2 separate regions of the Homo sapiens genome follow, and region 1 is linked to region 2. A link is an interaction called in ENCODE POLR2A ChIA-PET data of the cell type or tissue named here. Cell type or tissue: PC-3. All regions are shown on one strand. Each heading gives the region's core, and the rest is flanking DNA. Links, peaks and the distances in the headings are about the cores only.

Region 1 (2,906 bases), core at 183-2,682, 580 kb after region 2:
TGGGCTTAATTATCATTAACTCATCACCTGCATCACCCACCATCTCATGATGAATGAGACACACCATACTAGTCACAAAGGGTGAGGTCTCCTCCAGAGCTTTCTCCTGCACAGTCTCTCATCCTCTAGTCAAGAGGATGACTACTCTCCTCCCAACCATCTCCAGAATAATTGTAAAGATTGGGTTGTGGAAGAGAAATCTTGGTCTCGCCTTCATGGGAGGCCTCAAGGCTTGAGATTTCTTTTCCTGAAACTTTCACCCACTCTTTGGGTACCAAAGATTGAATCCTCACCAATGACCATCAAGAAGCCCCACTGCCTATAGCTAGCATTGGGCCAGATGTCTGACAGGTTGTAGGGAGAGTACTTTTAGTCTTCAGCTCAGACTTCTCATGCTTATACACTGGATTTGGATGATTTTCAGATTCTCCTGAAGGCTACTTAAATAGCTCCTCAAAACAATGGGACCCCTAGCGTGAGTTTAGCACACAGGGAAAACAAAGGCATACTCACACTTACAATCACCAGGAGTGACATTCAAATTCAACAACTGGCAGCCATTCATTAATTTGCCGGCTTGTCAACATTCTCAAAAATATAAAACTTCAGAATTTTTGTGGGAATATACTATTATTGTATCCAGCAAATCCTTTTCCATGGGGTTGCCAACCAAAATAAGCCATTTGCTGACCCAACACTGCTAATAGCATAGTTTTCAACAGAGAACGCTAAGTGTCAACTTTCTCAGCCTTCTACTTCCACCTATTACTTGCAATTGTCCAACTACTCTTTAATTCGACTTACTATAACTCAACAAACATTGATTTGAGGGCTATTGCATGACAGACCCTGCTGTTTCAGATGCTGCAGTAAGCAATAATAGCAGAGGATTTGAGAATGTTTACAACACATTTCCCATACTTCATCTCATTTAATTATCTACACCAAATTATTATACAGCTCAGATAAGTAAAACATTGATAGTCCTGTTTCTTACCTCCTTCCATCCAGCAAGCTATTCTTGATCCCTCTAAAGTCAGCTCTCTACTAAAAAAAAAAAAAAAAGAAATAAGAAAACTCAGTGGCCCAGGGAGTTTCAACAACCAGTTTATCTAACTGTTCTACTTGTTGCAGTACAGGCCACAGAGACCTCTACATTTATTCAGTGACCTCAAAAATAAAAATTAAAGTTTCCTCCAAATAAAAATTCCTTAAATGACTTTCACTAAATTTTCAGGCTAGCTTTAATGCTGGCATAAACTAAATAAACAGAATAGAATTTTGTTTATAAACTCTCCAGATTTGGACTATTAGTCATGAGCAACCCATACAAATAAATTTTCAAACTGACCTTTTCTACCCTTGCCACTTCAGTGTAAGTCATCCATGACTTCTGGTCATCCCACATACTTTGTACTGACAAACCTTTAATTTGCAAATGAAGATGGGATGACTTAATAGGTAATTTTTCATTTAAGAAGTAATATTTTTGTTAAGTGCCTTGTCTGACTAAGTTAGCAACCAAAGTTAAATCCACAGAGTATAAAAAGAGTTTTGTTTACACAAAAAAAAGAAAGAAAGGAAGAAAAATTCTTGTCCACTTCATTCTTTGACAATGCATCAGAATAATAGTGGGCTATAAATAGAAGATGCAAGAATGACTAATTCTGTTTTGACTCTATCTCTTCAATGACAAAGGAAACCCCTCTGTACAAACATATTAAGCTAAATCATAACAGCTGGACTTTAGGAATTTTATCTAGAACATCTACATCAAACAACTAAGGGTGCCAACCTTGAAGATGTACAAATAACTCCCAGTGGAACCCAGTTTTATAACTATCAACTCAAGGGACTTGTGATTTAAAAGAAAGATTTAAATACTGCCTTGCTTTAAAAGAATACTCCCTTGAAATCATCACTGCTAATAAAATACAGGAGAAATTTACCCCAAATTACTTTATCCTGGAAAAATCTGTCTTTTGTGACTGAGAGAGCACACATGCTTCATTTATAGCTAGAATCTTTCTTTCTGAAAGCTTAGTTATCCTTCAGAAATTTGTCAGCTAAATTAAGCCCTTAGCCATATAGAGAGAAGTCTGCTGGCACTGCACTGGGAAGAGAATGAATGAAAGACTGGATTGAATTTTCCATGGAAGCCGACAATTAATATTGTTTTCTTTGGTATATCCCTTTCTGTCCGTTGTTTTTGAGCTCTCCAAGAGAAGAAAAAAGTTAAGAAGCCTGATTCAGTCATTTCCAAATCTCACTTCCAGTTTCCATCTTATTTAAGACATGACTTAACTTTAATGTGTGTAACATAAACAGAATCATAAAAGGGAAAGAATTAGAACAGTCTGGAAGAGTCGGTGTCCAAAGCAGGAAAATGCCACAGCTGATTTGCCCTTTTTATTGTTGTTGGTCTTTTCGTTGTTTACTGCAAGGAGAAATTATCTGTTCCTCTGCTGCCGCTTCCTCACCCTCCATTACAATCACTGGGAATTCCAATTTCACAAAGTTATTACAATACAGCCACAAATAATCCATCTTGCCAAGTCCATCTTCAGGGCCGAAGATAAAGTTGGAGCTGAGTTGCTACACACATCTGGAGAAGGTTCGTTACTTGTAATCGTGAGCTGCTCTGTTAATGCACCCATGAGAAAGGGGCTGACAGGCTGCATATTTCTGCAAACTGTTCCCAGAAAGAACCAATTTCCTGACTTCCATGTGGTGTCAATAATGGAGGCATGAGATGGAGCAGTGCTTATGAAATATTAAATCTGCTTACAGGACCAGCTAGAAGCAAATTCAGACCACCTGTGAGAGGAAGTCTAGCAGTGGGTACGCACACTTTGGCACACACATGGCACATGTGAATGATATGCTCTAATCTATGCATTTGGGCT
Region 2 (2,906 bases), core at 102-2,601:
GCGACTCTGCTGCTGGTGCAACGGAGGAAGGGGGTGGGGGAAGGAAGTGGCGGGGGAAGGAGTGTGGTGGTGGTTTAAAAAATAAGGGAAGCCGAGGCGAGAGAGACGCAGACGCAGAGGTCGAGCGCAGGCCGAAAGCTGTTCACCGTTTTCTCGACTCCGGGGAACATGGTGGGATTTCCTTTCTGCGCCGGGTCGGGAGTTGTAAAACCTCGGCCACATTAAGATCTGAAAACTGTGATGCGTCCTTTCTGCAGCGACGCCTCTTTCTGAATCTGCCCGGAGCTTCGAGCCCCGGCGTCTGTCCCTCAGCCTGGCATGGCTTCTTCGGGGGTCTGCTTTGCATGGGGAGAGGGGCCACGCAGCGGCGGACTAGGTTTGGGGATTCTCGGTAATGGACCCGGAGCAATGACTAACAGCCGCTCCCTCTCACTTTCCCACAGCGATCACCCTCTAACACCCTCCCTCCCATTCCCGGCCCCGCGCGTGACAAGGTCGGCTGCTTTCAGCCGGGAGCTAGATCGGTGGCCCGGCTCTTCGGAGCCTTAGCAGGCGTTCGCCAAGGGGTGACTGGCTGTCATTGGGAGCAATATTTGGCCTTGAGGAGACCCTGGGGAGGAAGTGGCGGGGAGCTCGTGTTTGCTTGTGTGTGTGTGGGGGGGTGTGTGTGTACACGCGCGTGGGCAGGGTCCCTCTGCGCTTTCCTTTTTAAGTGCCTCTCGGTGGTGAGGCTTTGGGCGGGTGAGACTTTCCCGACCTCGCTCCCGGCCCCACTTAAGCCGGGTTCGAGCTGGGAGACGCAGTCCCTTCAGTGCGCCCCAAATCCTCTGGCTTCAGGTGGCCCGGCGCGGGGGCCCAGCACGACGCACCGCGCCGAGAACCGGGTTCTCCGTGCGCTGCGCCAGTAGCCCTGGGAGCGCGGCGGCCGCGGGGCACCGGCCGAGGGCTCTGCCGAGCGCCGCCGGGAGCTCCTCCCGGACCGCTGAGGCTCGGGCGGCGGGCGCGGAGGTTGGCCTCGCCTGGAGGGGCGGGCCCGCGAGGGGCGGGGGGCTGTGGAGGAGGGGAGGGCGCGCAAGCCCTTTCGCCGCCTGCCGCGGGAGGGGCCTCGGCGCTCACGTGACTCCGAGGGGCTGGAAGAAAAACAGAGCCTGTCTGCGGTGGAGTCTCATTATATTCAAATATTCCTTTTAGGAGCCATTCCGTAGTGCCATCCCGAGCAACGCACTGCTGCAGCTTCCCTGAGCCTTTCCAGCAAGTTTGTTCAAGATTGGCTGTCAAGAATCATGGACTGTTATTATATGCCTTGTTTTCTGTCAGTGAGTAGACACCTCTTCCTTCCCCCTCCCCGGAATTCACTCTGCCCTCACCACCCCTGCTCGCCGGCTGTCCCTTCCGTCGGACCTCCTTTACAATATCCACACTCTGCTCCCTGGCAGCACTGTCGCTCCCTTCTTGGCCCGGCAGCCGGGGCGCTGGAAGCGTACGGGTTCCTTTTAAAGTGCTGCTAGCGCGCACTCGCCCTCTCAGCGTTGCAAGAAAGGGGAGCGCGAGGGAGCTAAAGAGATGAAAGCCCGGGGTTGTACCTTGAGGGCTAACCACTCCCTTCCCCTATCCAACTTGTCTGGGAGAGCCCCCAGTGTCTCCGTGGCGCGTTCCCACTCTCTTGTCAAAACTCACAGAGGTCTCTCCGGAATCGTCTCTCACCCCTTCCCTGGGGATGAGCGGGCACGATCAGGCACTTTTGGCTGAATATTTCAAACTCATCGGCCACAATAAAATAAGCCCTCAAGCCACCCGGTTAGCTCCCAGACCACCTTCTCGGCTTCTGGACCCTGTCGCCCTCTGTCTTCGCCCAGCCCCTGCCTCTCACTTTCCCTCCCTCTGGCTCTGAACCAACTGGAAGTTGTGAAAGTTGGGCTCTGAGGGTGGAGGAAAAGGGAGAGAAGCTGAAGGTCTAAAGTGGAGAGCAATGCCATTTTAATTCTCCCTCCCCCACCCCTTTTCACCCCCTCAATGTTAACTGTTTATCCTTCAAGAAGCCACGCTGAGATCATGGCCCAGATAGCAGTTAGGACAAAAAAAGATTAACAGGATGGAGGCTATCTGATTTGGGGTTATTTGACTGTAAACAAGTTAGACCAAGTAATTACAGGGCAATTCTTACTTTCAGGCCGTGCATGGCTGCAGCTGGTGGGTGGGCGGGTGGTGTGAGGGAGAAGACACAAACTTGATCTTTCTGACCTGCTTTCCATCTTGCCCCTCCATTTCTAGCCCTAAATGCATATGCAGACACATCTCTATTTCTCCCTATTTATTGGTGTTTATTTATTCTTTAACCTTCCACTCCCCTCCCCCTCCCCAGAGACACCATGATTCCTGGTAACCGAATGCTGATGGTCGTTTTATTATGCCAAGTCCTGCTAGGAGGCGCGAGCCATGCTAGTTTGATACCTGAGACGGGGAAGAAAAAAGTCGCCGAGATTCAGGGCCACGCGGGAGGACGCCGCTCAGGGCAGAGCCATGAGCTCCTGCGGGACTTCGAGGCGACACTTCTGCAGATGTTTGGGCTGCGCCGCCGCCCGCAGCCTAGCAAGAGTGCCGTCATTCCGGACTACATGCGGGATCTTTACCGGCTTCAGTCTGGGGAGGAGGAGGAAGAGCAGATCCACAGCACTGGTCTTGAGTATCCTGAGCGCCCGGCCAGCCGGGCCAACACCGTGAGGAGCTTCCACCACGAAGGTCAGTCTCTTCCCCCAGTCTGCGTGGGGGAGGGCTGGTGGGACTGGCTAGAGGGGCAGTGAAAGCCCTGGGGAAGAAGAGTTCGGGTTACATCAAAGCCCCAGTCCAGGAGGCTGAGGAACAGAGCTGCTTACCTCCAAGAATTTGCAGAGCTGCCGCCGAACTTA

Evidence for each region. ChIA-PET counts read pairs that join two places held together with the same protein. Peaks named below come from ENCODE experiments on the same cell type or tissue, not always from the same donor. Only the 100,000 strongest peaks of a DNase experiment are listed, where the experiment ranks them.
Region 1: POLR2A ChIA-PET joins it to region 2 with 14 read pairs; 4 of 35 experiments call an interaction of 5 or more read pairs at or near these places.

What each region holds. Positions count from the first base shown.
Region 1 is chr14:53,367,593-53,370,498 of GRCh38, reverse strand. LOC105370504 (a long non-coding RNA gene) reads right to left here. Exons shown (of 4, transcript XR_943876.3): 2 at 998-1,047. Among named protein-coding and RNA genes, the nearest start is that of DDHD1-DT, 220 kb to the right of the region's middle. RefSeq lists an enhancer at 1,007-2,906. In PC-3, for the core only: no CTCF peak of the experiment used is centred there; a DNase peak (open chromatin) is centred at 1,408; H3K27ac peaks cover 800 bases.
Region 2 is chr14:53,951,686-53,954,591 of GRCh38, reverse strand. It overlaps BMP4 (bone morphogenetic protein 4), which reads left to right. Exons shown (of 4, transcript NM_001202.6): 2 at 1,192-1,316; 3 at 2,363-2,739. The coding sequence starts at 2,370. It overlaps LOC124903317, which reads right to left and starts at 410. Exons shown (of 2, transcript XM_047432035.1): 1 at 1-410. RefSeq lists promoters at 1-164, 1-164, 336-836 and silencers at 843-932, 983-1,052. In PC-3, for the core only: no CTCF peak of the experiment used is centred there; a DNase peak (open chromatin) is centred at 1,141; H3K4me3 peaks cover 2,500 bases; H3K27ac peaks cover 839 bases.